2 separate regions of the Homo sapiens genome follow, and region 2 is linked to region 1. The links are chromatin contacts, found by Hi-C or POLR2A ChIA-PET in ENCODE. All regions are on one chromosome and are shown on one strand. Each heading gives the region's core, a stretch centred on a gene start or an enhancer-like site at or near the end of the contact. The rest is flanking DNA. Distances are from core to core; before and after follow the strand shown. Region 1 holds the start of TYK2 (tyrosine kinase 2). Region 2 has its middle 23 kb from the start of KEAP1.

The links. Hi-C counts contacts between places; a loop is a spot of excess contacts on that map. ChIA-PET counts read pairs that join two places held with the same protein, here RNA polymerase II (POLR2A). Pooled maps may share reads with other maps.
Region 2: a pooled map shows a loop between it and region 1 (3-fold over the local background). The contact joins the enhancer-like site here to the promoter of TYK2 in region 1. A Hi-C loop is called at or near these places in 6 of 50 pooled maps. POLR2A ChIA-PET finds 5 or more read pairs at or near these places in 4 of 52 experiments (BJ, GM10248, Panc1 and 1 more).

Annotation. Positions count from the first base shown.
Region 1 is chr19:10,378,797-10,386,529 of GRCh38, forward strand. TYK2 (tyrosine kinase 2) reads right to left here and starts at 1,776. Exons shown (of 25, transcript NM_003331.5): 1 at 1,584-1,776; 2 at 819-983. RefSeq lists enhancers at 1,674-1,833, 1,742-2,405, 7,267-7,656.
Region 2 is chr19:10,476,570-10,484,019 of GRCh38, forward strand. No RefSeq gene overlaps it. Among named protein-coding and RNA genes, the nearest start is that of KEAP1, 23 kb to the right of the region's middle. RefSeq lists an enhancer at 2,674-2,743. Within about 2 kb of position 2,507, at least 6 of the 41 ENCODE cell types and tissues checked have a DNase peak (open chromatin) inside an H3K27ac peak, as active enhancers do.

The sequences.
Region 1 (7,733 bases), core at 526-3,025:
ATAGCAAGACCCTGTTTCTACAAGACGTTTTATTTTATATCTTATCTTATCTTATCTTATCTTATCTTATCTTATCTTATCTTATTTTTGAGACAGAGTTTCACTCTTGTTGCCCAGGCTGGAGTGCAATGGTACAATCTTGCTCACCACAACCTCTGCCTCCTGGGTTTAAGTGATTCTCCTGCCTCAGCCTCCTGAGTAGCTGGCGCCTGCCACCACACCGGGCTAATTTTTGTATTTTTAGTAGAGACAGGGTTTTGCCATGTTGGCCAGGCTGGTCTTGAACCTCTGACCTCAGGTGATCCACCCGCCTCGGCCTCCCAAAGTGCTGGGATTACAGGCGTGAGCCACTGTGCCCGGCCTCTACAAGAAATTTTTAAAATTTAGCCAGGCGTGGGGGTGCACATCTGTACTCCAAGCTACTCGGGAGGCTGAAGTGGGAGGATCTCCTGAGCCCAGGAGTTGGAGGCTGCAGTGAGCAGTGATCGCACCACTGCATTCCAGCCTGGGTGACAGAGTGAGACCCTGACTCTAAAAATATAAATAAATAAATAAATAAATAAGTAATAAAAATATATAAAAAGGGCCAGGCGCGGTGGCTCATGACTGTAATCCCAGCACTTTGGGAGGCCAAGGCGGACAGATCACGAGGTCTGGAGATTGAGACCATCTTGACCAACATGGTGAAACCCCATCTCTACTAAAATACAATAAATAAATAAATAAATAAATAAATAAATAAATAAAAAGTAAAATAAAAATCTGCTCTTAACACACCTCCCCAAAATAACCAGACAGGCAGATGTGGTCAAACATACCTGAGGGTGAGTCCTGGAGCTCCCTGTGTCAACTCAAGCAAGCCACTTAGCAATTCTGGGCCTCAGTTTCCCCATCTGGAAAAGGGAGGTCCTCAGGGTGTTGCCATCAAAAGATGGTTGTAATGTTTCAATATAGTTCCGCATATTACACATTCAGCACAGACCCTGATTCAGGCACACACAAAAAGAACAAATATGACCAAAACAAGAATAACATAATTGTTATTAGTTTCATCGTGGTGATGGCCTCTTTCAGGCCACAATTCTCCTCTCCCACATTTACCCCCATGAGTGACCTCAGTCCCTGTTGACTCCCCAAAGCCTAGGAGAGTTTATGTCCAGCTCCATCCCCCCAATCCAGGGCCTGAGCCTCCTGAGGGCGCCAGTATGGAAGTGGAGGGGCTGTCACTTCCACCCATGTTGCTGGTTTCCTCATCTGGAAAATGGGCATGTAACAGTGTCTACCTCAAAAGGCTGCTGGGAGGATTTAACGCGAGGAGGCAGAGAAAGTGCCTGGTATACAGTAAGCGCTTAATTAGCCTTTGCCATTAATACCTATTCATGTTATAGATGAGATCCCGGGGATGGGGCTTTCGCGGAGCCTACTTCCTCCTTCCTCCTTTCTCGTCCCCACTGGACCCAGACCCAGCTTTGAAGACAGGGTCGGAGTGAAGTTTGCAACTGGGAAGGCTGCACGCCCCCATGTCCTCCCCCCAAAACCTCTAAACCCGGCCGGCAACGGCGGGAACTGGGATGTGCACCCACCGGGCATCGGAGCAGTCCCGAGGCACCAGGTGCTCCCATCCAAGTGCAGCCTGTCAAGCGCAGCCAGTCCCCGCGGCTTCTTCCTGAGGACCTCCGGCCGCGCTCCTTCCGCGCCCGCGTCCAGACTCACCCTTCCGGGGGAACACAAGCTCGAACCCGGACCCCTCCCCGCTCCCGCGGGTAGCTACTGCTTGTCCCCCGCCGAGACGCCTCCTCCCATTGGCCGCCTGAAACGCACACGCCCATTGGCAGCTGCTCTGTTCTCCCTGCTCGTCACCATTGGATTTTTTTTTTTTTGCCATGGTGGCGGCACTCTCATTGGTCCTGGGGCTCATTCGTCACTCAGCCGCGATTGGCTGAGTCGGCACCCAGATGCGCTGTCGCTTCTGCTATTGGCTGGCACTCGGTGGACGGAGACGGGGGAGGGGCTTGCGAGAGGCGGGAGGGAGAGCGAAGTGTGTGGGCAACGCGGCCGGATCCTGGAGTTCCCCTCCGTGCTGTGGAATTGGGTCAGGCGTGTACGGTCCTGACCCTAGGACACAGCTGCATGTCCTCACCTCGGTGTTCAAAGCTGCACCGGCCACCATTCAACCCTCCGACGCCCTGCCCTTTGGCTTCCCCGTTCCATCCGGTCCTGTCTCCTTTCCCTCGTTTCTACCTGGCCGACTCCATCCTGCTGACTAGAATTCCCCCTCCTTCACTCCTGGGAGGCATTCCTCGCCCACCTGCCCCAGTCCTCTTCCTGATCACCTGCAGCCCTGTCCTCTGAAGCTCCCTAGCGGTCAGGGTAGCAGCTTGGACATCCCGCCAGACGTGAATTCAAATCCCCACTCCGCAAGTCGTGCCCATTTGCTGAGAAGCCTACAGCCAGAGCGTTTCACATACATTATCTCATTTGATCCTAGCAGCAATTCCCTGTATGGCGGCTCTTATTATCCCCATTTCACAGAGGAAGAAACTCAGGCATGAAGAGGTAACAAAGACCGTCCTCTGACCCTTCTTCTGTGCCACACCATAACCACTCCTCGACTTTGTCTTTCACCTGCCCAGCCAAGTCTTAGCAAAGAAGCCTATTAAGTCATCCGCTCATCCTTGATGTCTGATCAACTTCCTCATCTTCCACTTTTTTTTTTTTTTTTTTTTAAGATGGAGTTTCGCTCTTGTCGCCCAGGCTGGAGTGCAATGCTGCGATCTCGGCTCACTGCAACCTCAGACTCCCGGATTCAAGCGATTCTCCTGCCTCAGCCTCCTGGGTAGCTGGGACAACAGGCGCCCGCCACCACGCCCGGCTAATTTTTGTATTTTTAGTAGAGATGGGATTTCACCATCTTGGCCAGGCTGGTCTCGAACTCCTGACCTCGTGATCCACCCTCCCAAAGCGCTGGGATTACAGGCGTGAGCCACCGCACCCGGCCCTTTTGTTGTTAATTTTTAAATTTTGTGGCTAATTTTTAAATTTTTGTAGAGATGGGGTCTGGCTATGTTGCCCAGGCTGGTCTTGAACTTCTGGCCTCAAGCAATCATCCTGCCTTGGCTTTCCAAAGTGCTGGGATTACAGATGTGAGCTAAGACACCCAGCTCCATGGAGTTGGTCTTAACTGCCATGGCCAAGGGACATGTGGCTGCTTCTCTCTGAGTCAGAAAATATGGGTAAAAAGCCTCCTCACAGGGCAGCTGTGGACATTCAGTATGAAAATGCTGAAAGAGATCGGGAATGGTCTCTTTCACACCTGTAATCCCAGCACTTTGGGAGGTGGAGGCGGGCGGATCACCTGAGGTCAGGAGTTCAAGACCAGACTGGCCAACATGGTGAAACCCTGTCTCTACTAAAAATGCAAAAATTAGCTGGGCATGGTGGTGGGCACCTGTAATCCCAGCTATTCAGGAGGCTGAGGCAGGAGAATCGCTTGAACTTGGGAGGCAGAAGTTGCAGTGAGCCGAGATCACACCATTGCCCTTCAGCCTGGGCAACAAGAGCTAAACTCTGTCTCAAAAAAAAAAAAAGAAAAAGAAAAAGAAAGAAAATGCTGATAGAGGCCGGGCACAGTGGCTCACGCCTGTAATCCCAGCACTTTGGGAGGCCGAGGTGGGCGGATCATGAGGTCAGGAAATCGAGACCATCCTGGCTAAGGCGGTGAAACCCCGTCTCTACTAAAAATACAAACAATTAGCTGGGCGTAGTGGCAGCCTGAGGCAGGAGAATGGCGTGAACCGGGGAGGCGGAGCTTGCAGTGAGCCGAGATTGCGCCACTGCACTCCAGCCTGGGCGCCAGAGTGAGACTCTGTCTCAAAAATAAAATAAAATAAAATAAAATAAAATGCTGATAGAGACTTGTCCTGGCTGGATGCAGTGGCTCATCCCTATAAACCTAGCACTTCAGGGAGCTAAAGAAGGAGTACTGTCTGGGCCCAGTTCAAGACCAACCTGGGCAATATAGCAAGACCCCATCTCTACCCAAAATAAAAAAAATTAGTCTAAGGCTGAAGTATGAGAATCGCTTGAGCCCAGGAGGTGGAGGTTGCAGTGGGCTGAGATCCCACCACTGCACTCCAGCTTGGGCTACAGAGTGAGACTCCATCTCGGGGGGAAAAAAAATTAGTTAGTCCCAGCTACTCCGAAGGCTGAGGTGGGAGGATTGCTTGAGCCCAGGAGGTTGAGGCTACAGTGAGCCGTGATCACACCACTGCACTCCAGCCTGGGCAACTTGACCTCCTGGGCTCTGCTGTATTTTCTTCAGAGTCCTTATTGCAACCTGACATTTCATGGGAAGTTTCTTTCTTTTTTTTTTTTTTTAAAGAGACAGAGTCTTGCTCTGTTGCCCAGGCTGGAGTGCAGTGGCGCAATCTTGGCTCACTGCAACCTCTGCCTCTCAGGTTCAAGCAATTCTCCTGCGTCAGCATCCCCGGTAGCTGGGATTACAGGCGTGCACCACCACGCCTGGCTAATTTTTGTATTTTTAATAGAGACAGGGTTTGGCCAGGTTGGCCATACTGGTCTCGAGCTCCTGACCTCAGGTGATCCACCCGCCTTGGCCTCCCAAAGTGCTGGGATTACAGATGTGAGCCACCGCGCCCAGCTGGGTTTCTCTTCTTTCTTTCTTTCTTTTTTTTTTTTTTTTTTTTTTTTTTGAGACAAGAATCTCGCTCTGTTGCCCAGGCTGGAGTGCAGTGCTGTGATCTCAATTCACTGCAGTCTCAACTTCCCAGATTCACCATTCACAATCTTCCACCTCAGCCTCCTGAGTAGCTGGGACTACAGATGTGCATCACGATGCCTGGGTAACTTTTTTTTTTTTGAGGCGGAGTCTTGCTCTGTTGCTAGGCTGAAGTGCAGTGGCACGATCTCGGCTCACTGTAATCCCTGCCTCCCAGGTTCTAGCGATTCTTCTGCCTCAGCCTCCAGAGAAGCTGGGATTACAGGCGTGTGCCACCACACCCAGCTAATTTTTTTGTATTTTTTAGTAGAGATGGGGTTTCACCATGTTGGCCAGGATGGCCTCAATCTCCTGACCTCATGATCCTCACGCCTCGGCCTCCCAAAGTGCTGGGATTACAGAAGTGAGCCACCGCGCCCAGCCGCCTGGCTAACTTTTGTGTGTGTGTATTTTTTATAGAAATGGGCTTCCACCAACCCCGTCTCTACTAAAAATACAAAAATTAGCCGGGTGTGTTGGTGGGTGCCTATAATCCCAGCTACTTGGGAAGCTGAGGCAGGTGAATCACTTGAACCTGGGAGGCGGAGTTTGCAGTGAGCTGAGATCGCGCCACTGCACTCTAGCCTGGGCGACAGAGTGAGACTCTATCTCAAAAAAAAAAAAAGGAAAAGAAATGGGTTTTCACCATGTTGCCCAGGCTGGTCTCAAACTACTGGGCTCAAGTGGTCCTCCCGCCTTGACCTCCCAAACTGCTGGGATTACAGGCGCATGCCACCACACCCGGCTAATTTTTTAGTATTTTTTAGTAGGGACGAGGTTTCACCATGTGGGCCAGGATGGCCTTGATCTCCTGACCTCGTGATCCTCCCGCCTTGGCCTCCCAAAGTGCTGGGAATACCGGTGTGAGCCACCTCGCCTGGCCGGCTGGCTAACTTTTGTGTGTGTGTAATTTTTTTAGAAATGGGTTTTCACTATGTTGCCCAGGCTGGTCTCAAACTACTGGGCTCAAACTGCTGGGCTCAAGTGGACCTCTGGCCTTGACCTCCCAAACTGCTGGGATTACAGGCATGAGCCACCGTGCCCAGCCCCTGGGAAGTTTCTTTGAGCACAAGTTCTATTGCCTGTCTGCGGTTCTAGGACCGCACCAGAAAGAGGTCCGTCTGGTTGTCTGCTAAGCCCTCAGTGCCTGAGATTGTGCATCCAGCCCAGTAGGTGGCTTAAGAAGCCACAGCTGGAGGGGAATGAATGGCCTGGGAGCCAGGAATCCCTGGCTGTTGTCCTGCCTGCTGCGGGAGGGCTGGCTGTGAGCTTCCTCTCTGTCGCCGCTTAGAGTACAGTACCTAGAAGCCAAGAGTGCCAGATTTTTCTTTTTCCTTTTTTCTTTTATTGAGAGAGGGAGTTTCGCTCTTGTTGCCCAGGCTGGAGTGCAATGGCACAATCTCGGCTCACCACAACCTCTGCCTCCTGGGTTAAAGCGATTCTCCTGCCTCAGCCTCCCAAGTAGCTGGGATTACAGGCATGCGCCACCACGCCCGGCTACTTTTTTGTATTTTTAGTAGAGATGGGGTTTCTCCATGTTGGTCAGGCTGGTCTTGAACTGCCGACCTCAGGTGATCCACCCACCTCGGCCTCCCAAAGTGCTGGGTAATACTGGTGTGAGACACCGTGCCCGGCCTAGAGAGTGCCAGATTTTTCAACAGCCATTGGGGCAATGCTCCGTGATTAGATGCTAGAACACAGTGGGCCGAGTGGGCCTGGGACCCGGTATTCCCCGCTCCCAAAGGAACTAGAAGGAAATGCCACATGAGGCGATTAATAATAACAATGCTAGTCATACTCCCAGTAACGATATCAATTCTAACAATGAGCTGGTGCGGTGGCTGGCACCTGTAATCCCAGCACTTTGAGAGACAGAGGCAGGAGGATCGCTTGAACCCAGGAGTCCCAGACCAGCCTGGGCAACATAGTGAAACCTCGTGTCTACAAAAAAAATTTAAAAATTAGCTGGGCATGGTGATACACGCCTGTAGTCCCAGCTACTAGGGAGGCTGGGGTGGGAGGATCGCTTGAGTCCACAGGTTGAGGTTGCAGTGAGCTGTGATCGCACCACTGCACTCCAGCCTGGGCAACCGAGCAAGACCCTATCAAATAAATAAATAAATAAATAAATAAATAAATAAATAAATAAAGCTGACATTTTCCCAGCCTGCACACTGGGGCCGAGCGTGGGTATTTAGCCATCTCTGGGTCTTCTCAGTTTCTTTCTTTTTTTTTTTTTTTTGAGATGGAGTCTCACTCTGTTGCCCAGGCTGGAGTGCAGCGGCGTGATCTCGGCTCATTGCAAGCTCCACCTCCCAGGTTCATGCCATTCTCCTGCTTCAGCCTCCCGAGTAGCTGGGACTACAGGTGCCCGCCACCACACCCGGCTAATTTTTTGTATTTTTAGTAGAGACGGGGTTTCACCAGGGTTAGCCAGGATGGTCTCGATCTCCTGACCTCGTGATCCGCCCGCCTCGGCCTCCCACAGTGCTGGGATTCCAGGCACCAGCCACTGCACCTGGCCTCTTCTCAGTTTCTTTGCAAGTGGTATCAGCACCCCCACTTGACAATTGAAGAAAAGAGGCTAAGGAGGCTGTTTTGCCAAGGCCTGGCGCCTCCTGCCCAAACTCAGACCTGGTCCATAAGGGAGGCCCCAGACCCCACATGTGACTAACAGGAGGGGGTTTCCCAGGACTGAGGGGGTTCCCCAATGGGGGGCTTTCCATGCTAAAATTGGGACAGTCCTGGGCAGGCCAGGACAGTTGGCCACGCCACTACGGCGGGTTTCTCAGAAGGAACAAAAGCTGGGGGCTTCCCCTGGCTCTGCAAGGGCTGCAGGGAGGGGCCTCCTCAGAGCCCCCTGGGACCTGGGAAAAGCCAAGAGTTGATGGATTAAAAGTAAAATACCTTTGTGTTTTCATGAGTGAGAAAGTTCAGGGAACAGCCAGTCTCCTCC
Region 2 (7,450 bases), core at 1,257-3,756, 99 kb after region 1:
TGTGATCTTGGCTCACTGCAACCTCGGCCTCCCGGGTTCAAGCGATTCTCCTGCCTCAGCCTCCCAAGTAGCTGGGACTGCAGGCACCCACCACCACGCCCGGCTAATTTTTTTATTTTTAGTAGAGATGGGGTTTCACCATGTTGTCCTGGCTGGTCTTGAACTCCTGACCCCAGGTGATCCGCCCGCCTTGGCCTCCTAAAGTGCTGGGATTACAGGCGTTAGCCACAGTGCCCGGCCAAAAATTTTTTTTTTTTTTTAGACGGAGTTTCGCTCTTGTCGCCCAGGCTGGAGTGCAATGGCACGATCTCAGCTCACCGCAACCTCTGCCTTCCGGGTTCAAGCAATTCCCCTGCCTCAGCCTCCCAGGTAGCTGGGACTACAGGGATGCGCCATGACGCCCGACTAATTTTTGTATTTTTAGTAGAAACAGGGTTTCACCATCTTGGCCAGGCTGGTCTCGAGCTGCTGACCTCATGATCCACCCGCCTCGACCTCCCAAAGTGCTGGAATTACAGGCATGAGCCACCGTGCCTGGCCAAAAAATATTTTTTTAAAGATGCAACTGCTTGGCCAGGCACGGTGGCTCATGCGTGTAATCCCAGTACTTTGGGAGGCCAAGGTGGGAGGATCACCTGAGGTCAGGAGTTCAAGACCAGCCTGGCCAACATGGTGAAACCAACCTCATCTCCACAAAAATAACAAAATTAGCCAGGCATGATGGTGGGTGCCTGTAATCCCAGCTACTCCAGAGGCTGAGGTGGGAGAATCGCTTGAACCCATGAGGTGGAGGGTGCAGTGAGCCGAGATCGTGCCGTTGCCCTCCAGCCTGGGTGACAGAGTGAGACTGTCTAAAAAAAAAAAAAAAAAAAAGATGCAAAGATGCAAATGCTCAAATATCTAAAGTAAAAAATGTCTCTATTCTCCTTGGTCAGAATAGTGAAGAATTATTAATAATCCAGGTGACCACTATTAAGGAGTTATTAAATTACTTTTCACCTATATGATGGAATAATATGCAACCATTAAAAATGATCAAGTGGGCTGGGCGCAGTGACTTACGCCTGTAATCCTAGCACTTTTGGAGACCGAGGCTCGTGGATTGCCTGAGCTCAGGAGTTCGAGACCAGCCTGGGCAACACAGTGAAACCCTGTCTCTACTAAAATACAAAAAATTAGACGGGCGTGGCAGTATGCGCCTATAGTCCCAGCTACCCGGGAGGCTGAAGCAGGAGAACTGCTTGAACCCAGGAGGCCGAGGTTGCAGTGAGCCGAGATTGTGCCACTGCACTCCAGCCTGGGCAACAGAGCAAGACTCCGTCTCCAAAAAAAAAAAAAAAAAAAAAAAATCAGGTGGATCTATGTTTATTGAAATGGCCAGAGATATTCACAGTCAGAACAGCAGGTTTCAAAATATTCTGTATTATATGATCCTACTGAAAAGTAACATGCAGAGAAAAGGCAGTTACCCATCCAGATATTCACAGTGTCTCCAGTGGTGGGATTAAGAAAGATCTGTGTCTTCAAACACTGCGGAAGGCCGCAGGGTCCTCTGCCTAGGAAAACCAGAGACCTTTGTTCATATGTTTATCTGCTAACCTTCTCTCCACTATTGTCCTATGACCCTGCCAAATCCCCCTCTCCGAGAAACACCCAAGAATGATCAATAAATACTAAAATAATTTTTTAAAAAAGAAAGATCTGTGTCTTGTGTAGTCTTTGACATTTTCTGAACATTTTGCAATGAGCATATATTACATTCATTGATGATCGATTGATTGGGACAGGGTCTCATTTGTCACCCAGACTGGAGTGTAGTGGTGCAATCACAGCTGACTGCAGTCTCGACCTCTCAGGCTCAAGCAATCCTCCTGCCTCAGCCTCCCAAATAGCTGACAGGCACCTGCCCCTGCCCCCAGCTACTTAAAAAAACTTTTTGTAAAGATGGGTTCTCACTATGTCGCCCAAGCTGGTCTCAAACTCCTGGGCTCAAGCGATCCTCCTGCCTCAGTGTTGGGATTACAGGCGTGAGTCACTGCACCCAGTCTATATTACTTTTATAATCAGAAAGTTATTTTATAATCAGGGGAAATGAAAAACATCTGGTATTTATTATCTGGGAGGCACAAAAACGTGGTGGATAAGCACACAGATTCTAGATTCAGCTTTCCTGGATTTTGGCTCCAACTCAGCCAAGTTAATGGCTGGGTTAGTCTGGGCAGGTTACTGGCCAAGGGGGGAAACCATGCCTCAGTTTCCCCCATTGTAAAATCCAAATAACAATAGCTTAGGTTTACCGAGAGGTTGTTATGTGACAAGCACTGTTTGTTTTACGTAAATCATCGAGGTAAATGCTCACAACAGCCCTATTAAGTAAGTACTATTATTATAAAAAGGGTCACAGGCATAGGCAGGGAAGGAGGTAGGGCTGGGAGTCGGAGCCCGTGAGCGCCCCCTAGAGTAGGGCTAAGGGGCGGGGGGGCGGGCTACAGCAGAATAGGGACCCAGCGCACTCGCAGAACGAGGGGGGAGGCGAGGCGAGAACGAGCGGGAGTTTTTTTCCCGACTACGATTGGCTGGTGTAATTGTCATCACTTGAAAAGGCAGCCAATGAGAGGCGCGGTCGCCTCGCTGGTGGAAGCCGAGAGCTGAGCGAAGTGAGGCGTGCGGAGCCAAAGGCGCTAGAGCGATAGCGGGAGCCCCGGACCCCGAAGCGGTTGAGGGGATCCAGGCCTCACAACGTCTTGAGAGTGGCCCCAGCGTCGTTCCTAGTCTCTTCGGCAGACCCCAGCGTCGTCCTTCTTTTCCTGAGAATATCCTGACACCAGTCGCCCGTTCCAGAAGGGGACACTTGGCGTCATCCCTTTTTTTCTGAGTGACCCCAGAGTCGTCCTCACTTCCTGAGGGGGATCCTGGCGTCATCCGCCCTTCTTGAGGGGACCCTGCTGTCACTACCCTGTCCTGATGGCCAGCACCGCATTGTCCTTTCTTCCCGCGGGAAACCCGGACATCATCCCCTCTTTCTGGCGGGGACCCCCATGCCATTATCCCCTCCTGAGGAGACCCCAGAGCCAGAGCCGTCCCCCCTTCCTCAAGGCTCCCCAGCGTTGTTTCTTCTTCCCGAGAAGGGGCCTGGTGCTGTTCCCCGTTTCCAGAGTGTTTCCTATCGTTGTCCTCCCCACACTCAGAAGGCATCTGTCATCCCCCCTTTTTCTGAGATCAGTCCCTTCCTCCTTTCCAGTTTAAGGCCGACCCCTGCAAACGCTTCTGTGGCACCCATAGATAGAAGGCCCAAAGACCCCCCTGTGCTCCCTTGCCCCCAATTGAGCAGACGGGAAGGCAAAAGACTCAGCTCACCCCATGAAGATGGGAAGAAACCGAAACTAGCTGATGAAGGAACTCACTATGCCACATGAGAAATCATTTAGGGCCGGGCGCAGTGGCTCACGCCCATAATCCCAGAACTTTGGGAGGCCGAGGTTATCATATAAGATCAGGAGTTCGAGACCAGCCTGGCCAACATGGTGAAAACCCGCCTCTACTAAAAAATACAAAAATTAGCCGGGAGTGGCGGTATGGGCCTGTAATCCCAGATACTCAGGAGGCTGAGGTAGGAGAATCGCTTGAACCCAGCAGGTGGAGGTTGCAGTGAGCCGAGATCACACCACTGCATTCCAGCCTGGGCAACAGAGTGAGACTCCATCTCAAAAAGAATAAATAAATAAAAAGAATTTGCCAGTCAACAACAATTTTTTTTTCTTGCCTCCCGGGTTCACGCCATTCTCCTGCCTCAGCCTCCCGAGTAGCTGGGACTATGGGTGCCTGCCACCACGCCCGGCTAATTTTTTGTATTTTTAGTAGAGACGGGGTTTCACCGTGTTAGCCAGGATGGTCTCGATCTCCTGACCTCGTGATCCGCCCACCTCGGCCTACCAAAGTGCTGGGATTACAGGTGTGAGCCACCGCGCCCGGTCAAATACAAAATTTTAAAACAACTTTTATATATACTCAGTTAAGGCAGACAAAACAAGTCTCTGATTATTTCATTCACTGAGGCAATATTAATTTTTGAGACACTTCCACACAGATTTACATTTTAAAAAAAATGTCAGGTGCGGTGGCTCACTCACACCTGTAATCCCAGCACTTTGGGAGGCTGAGGCGGGCGGATCACGAGGTCAGGAGATCGAGACCATCCCGGCTAAAATGGTGAAACCCCGTCTCTACTAAAAATACAAAAAATTAGCCGGGCGTAGTGGCGGGCGCCTGTAGTCCCAGCTACTTGGGAGGCTGAGGCAGGAGAATGGCGTGAACCCGGGAGGCGGAGCTTGCAGTGAGCCGAGATCGCGCCACTGCACTCCAGCCTGGGCGACAGAGCGAGACTCCGTCTCAAAAAAAAAAAAAAAAAAAAAAAAGGAAACTTAAGGGCCAGGCACGGTGGTTCACGCCTGTAATCCCAGCACTTTGGGAGGCCGAGGTGGGCAGATCACCTGAGGTCAGAAGTTCGAGACCAACCTGACCAACATGGAGAAACCCCGTCACTACTAAAAATACAAAATTAGCCAGGCGTGGTGGTGCATGCCTGTAATCCCAGCTACTCGGGAGGCTGAGGCAGGAGAATTGCTTGAACCGGGGAGGCAGAGGTTGCAGTGAGCCAAGATCACACCATTGCACTCCAGCCTGGGTAACAAGAGCGAAACTCTGTCTCAAAAAAAAAAAAAAAAAAAAAAAAAAAAAAAAGAGGCTGGGGGGTGGCTCATGCCTGTAATCCCAGCACTTTGGGAGGCCAAGGAGGGCAGATCAGGAGGTCAGGAGATCGAAACCATCCTGGCCAACATGGTGAAACCCCGTCTCTACTAAAAAAAAAATACAAAAAATTAGCTGAGCGAGGTGGCTGATGCCTGTAGTCCCAGCTACTCGGGAGGCTGAAGCAGAATGGCGTGAACCTGGGAGGCGGAGCTTGCAGTGAGCTGAGATCGCGCCACTGCACTCCAGCCTGGGCGACAGAGCGAGACTCCGTCTCAAAAAAAAGAAAGGGAAACTTAAAATATTCATAAAGATTAATCGAGTGAAAGGCCAGGTGCCGTGGCTCACGCCTGTAATCCCAGCACTTTGGGAGGCCGAGGAGGGCGGATCATGAGGTCAGGAGATCGAGACCATCCTGGCTAACACGGTGAAACCCCGTCTCTACTAAAAATACAAAAAATTAGCCGGGCGCGGTGGCGGGCACCTGTAGTCCCAGCTACTCGGGAGGCTGAGGCAGGAGACTGGCATGAACCTGGGAGGCGGAGCTTGCAGTGAGCCGAGATAGCGGCACTGCAATCCGGCCTGGGAGAAAGAGCGAGACTCCATCTCAAAAAAAATAAAAAATAAAATAACTGAGTGAAGGGGGACAGGTGCTTTGGCTTATGCCTATAATCCCAGCCCTTTGGGAGGCTGAGGCAGGAGAAACTCTTGAGGTCAGGAGTTCAAGACCAGCCTGGGCAACATAGCCTGCTTGGTGGCGTACACCTGTGGTCCCAGCTACTTGAAAGACTGAGGTGGGAGGATCACTTAAAACTGGGAGGTCATGCCTGTAGTAGTGAGCCTTGATCTGGCCATAGCCCTCCAGCCTGGACAACAGAGTCACTCTGTCTCGAAAAAATAAATAAAAATAAAAAAATAAACTGAGAGACGGCCAGGTAGGATGACATGTGAGGAGTAGACGGATGTAGGGTAGAAATAAAAGAGACCCCATGTAGGATAGTTGAGACTTGAGGGAAAAATAAACCAACTTCTTGGGTAATGTAATTATTAGTCTTTCAGGCCCCTGAAGCTGAGCGTAAATGAAGGCTGAGGCAACTGAAGTTGGCACTAGGAGATTCGGTTTCCTTTTCTTACCACCCTTATCAAGATAATTGCTTAATCCCGGAGGATCCTGGGACATGTAGTCTAAAAAGAGTGTTCCTGCTTTAAAAGGTGGCACCGGCCGGGCGCGGTGGCTCACGCCTGTAATCCCAGCGCTTTGAGAGGCCGAGGCGGGCGGATCACGAGGTCAGGAGATCAAGACCATCTTGGCTAACACGGTGAAACCCCAACTCTACTAAAAATACAAAAAATTAGCCCGGCGTAGTGGCAGGCGCCTGTAGTCCCAGCTACTCGGGAGGCTGAGGCAGGAGAATGGCGTGAACCCGGGAGGCGGAGTTTGCAGTGAGCCGAGATTGCGCCACTGCACCCCAAACTGGGTGACAGAGCCAGACTCCGTCTCAAAAAAAATAAAATAAATAAAATAAATATAAATAAATAAAAGGTGGCACCACAGGCCGGGCGCGGTGGCTCACGCCTGTAATCTCAGCACTTTGGGAGGCTGAGGCGGGCAGATCACGAGGTCAGGAGTTCAAGACCACCCTGACCAATATGGTGAAATCTTGCCACTACTTAAATATACAAAAATTAGCGGGACATGGTGGCACATGCCTGTAGTCCCAGCTACTTGGAAGGCTGAGGCAGGAGAATCGCTCGAACCCAGGAGGCAGAGGTTGCAGTGAGCCAAGATCACACCACTGCGCTCCAGCCTGGGCAACAAAGCGAGACTCTGTCTCAAAAAAAAAAAAAAAAAAGTTTGCGCCATAAAATTAGTTACAACCCTGAGCAGTGGATAGGGTGCTGGTGCTTGCAGGAGGGCGAGTCCTTTAAATAGGGAACTCCCTCAAAGCATGTGCACTTTTATTTGATTTATAAGAAATATCATTTGGTCCAAAGTTTTGAAGAATGAAACAGATGTTTGCTCTTGTTGCCCATGCTGGAGTGCAGTGGTTAAGATCTCGGCTTACCACAACCTCCACCTCCCGGGTTCAAGCGGTTCTCCTTCCTCAGCCTCCCGAGTAGCTAGGATTACAGGCATGTGCCACCACGCCCGGCTAATTTTGTATTTTTAGTAGAGACAGGGTTTCTCCATGTTAGTCAGGCTAGTCTAGAACTCCCGAGCTTAGGTGATCTACCCATCTGGGCCTCCCAAATTGCTGCGATTACAGGCGTGAGCCACCCCACCTGGCCCGGAGAATGCTACTTTTAAAAATAGGAACAAGCCAGGAGCTCATCCAATCTTGTTCCTTTTCTAACTTTCTTTCTCTGGAAATAGTTCCTTTTCTAACTTTCTTTCTCTGGGCCTCTTTCACCCAGAGGCCCACAAGAGGGTGCTGTCTGCCTTTTAGATGGAACTTCCTGACTCTGCCCTGAGGGTATTCATCCCAGAGCTATACCTCCCGGGTTCAAGCGATTCTCCTGCCTCAGCCTCCCGAGTAGCTGGGATTACAGGCACATGCCACCACGGGCAGCTAATTTTTGTATTTTTAGTAGAGACAGTGTTTCACCATGTTGGCCAGGCTGGTCTTGAACTCCTGACCTCAGGTGATCCGCCTGCCTCAGCCTCCCAAAGTGCTGGGATTACAGGCGTGAGCCACCACACCCA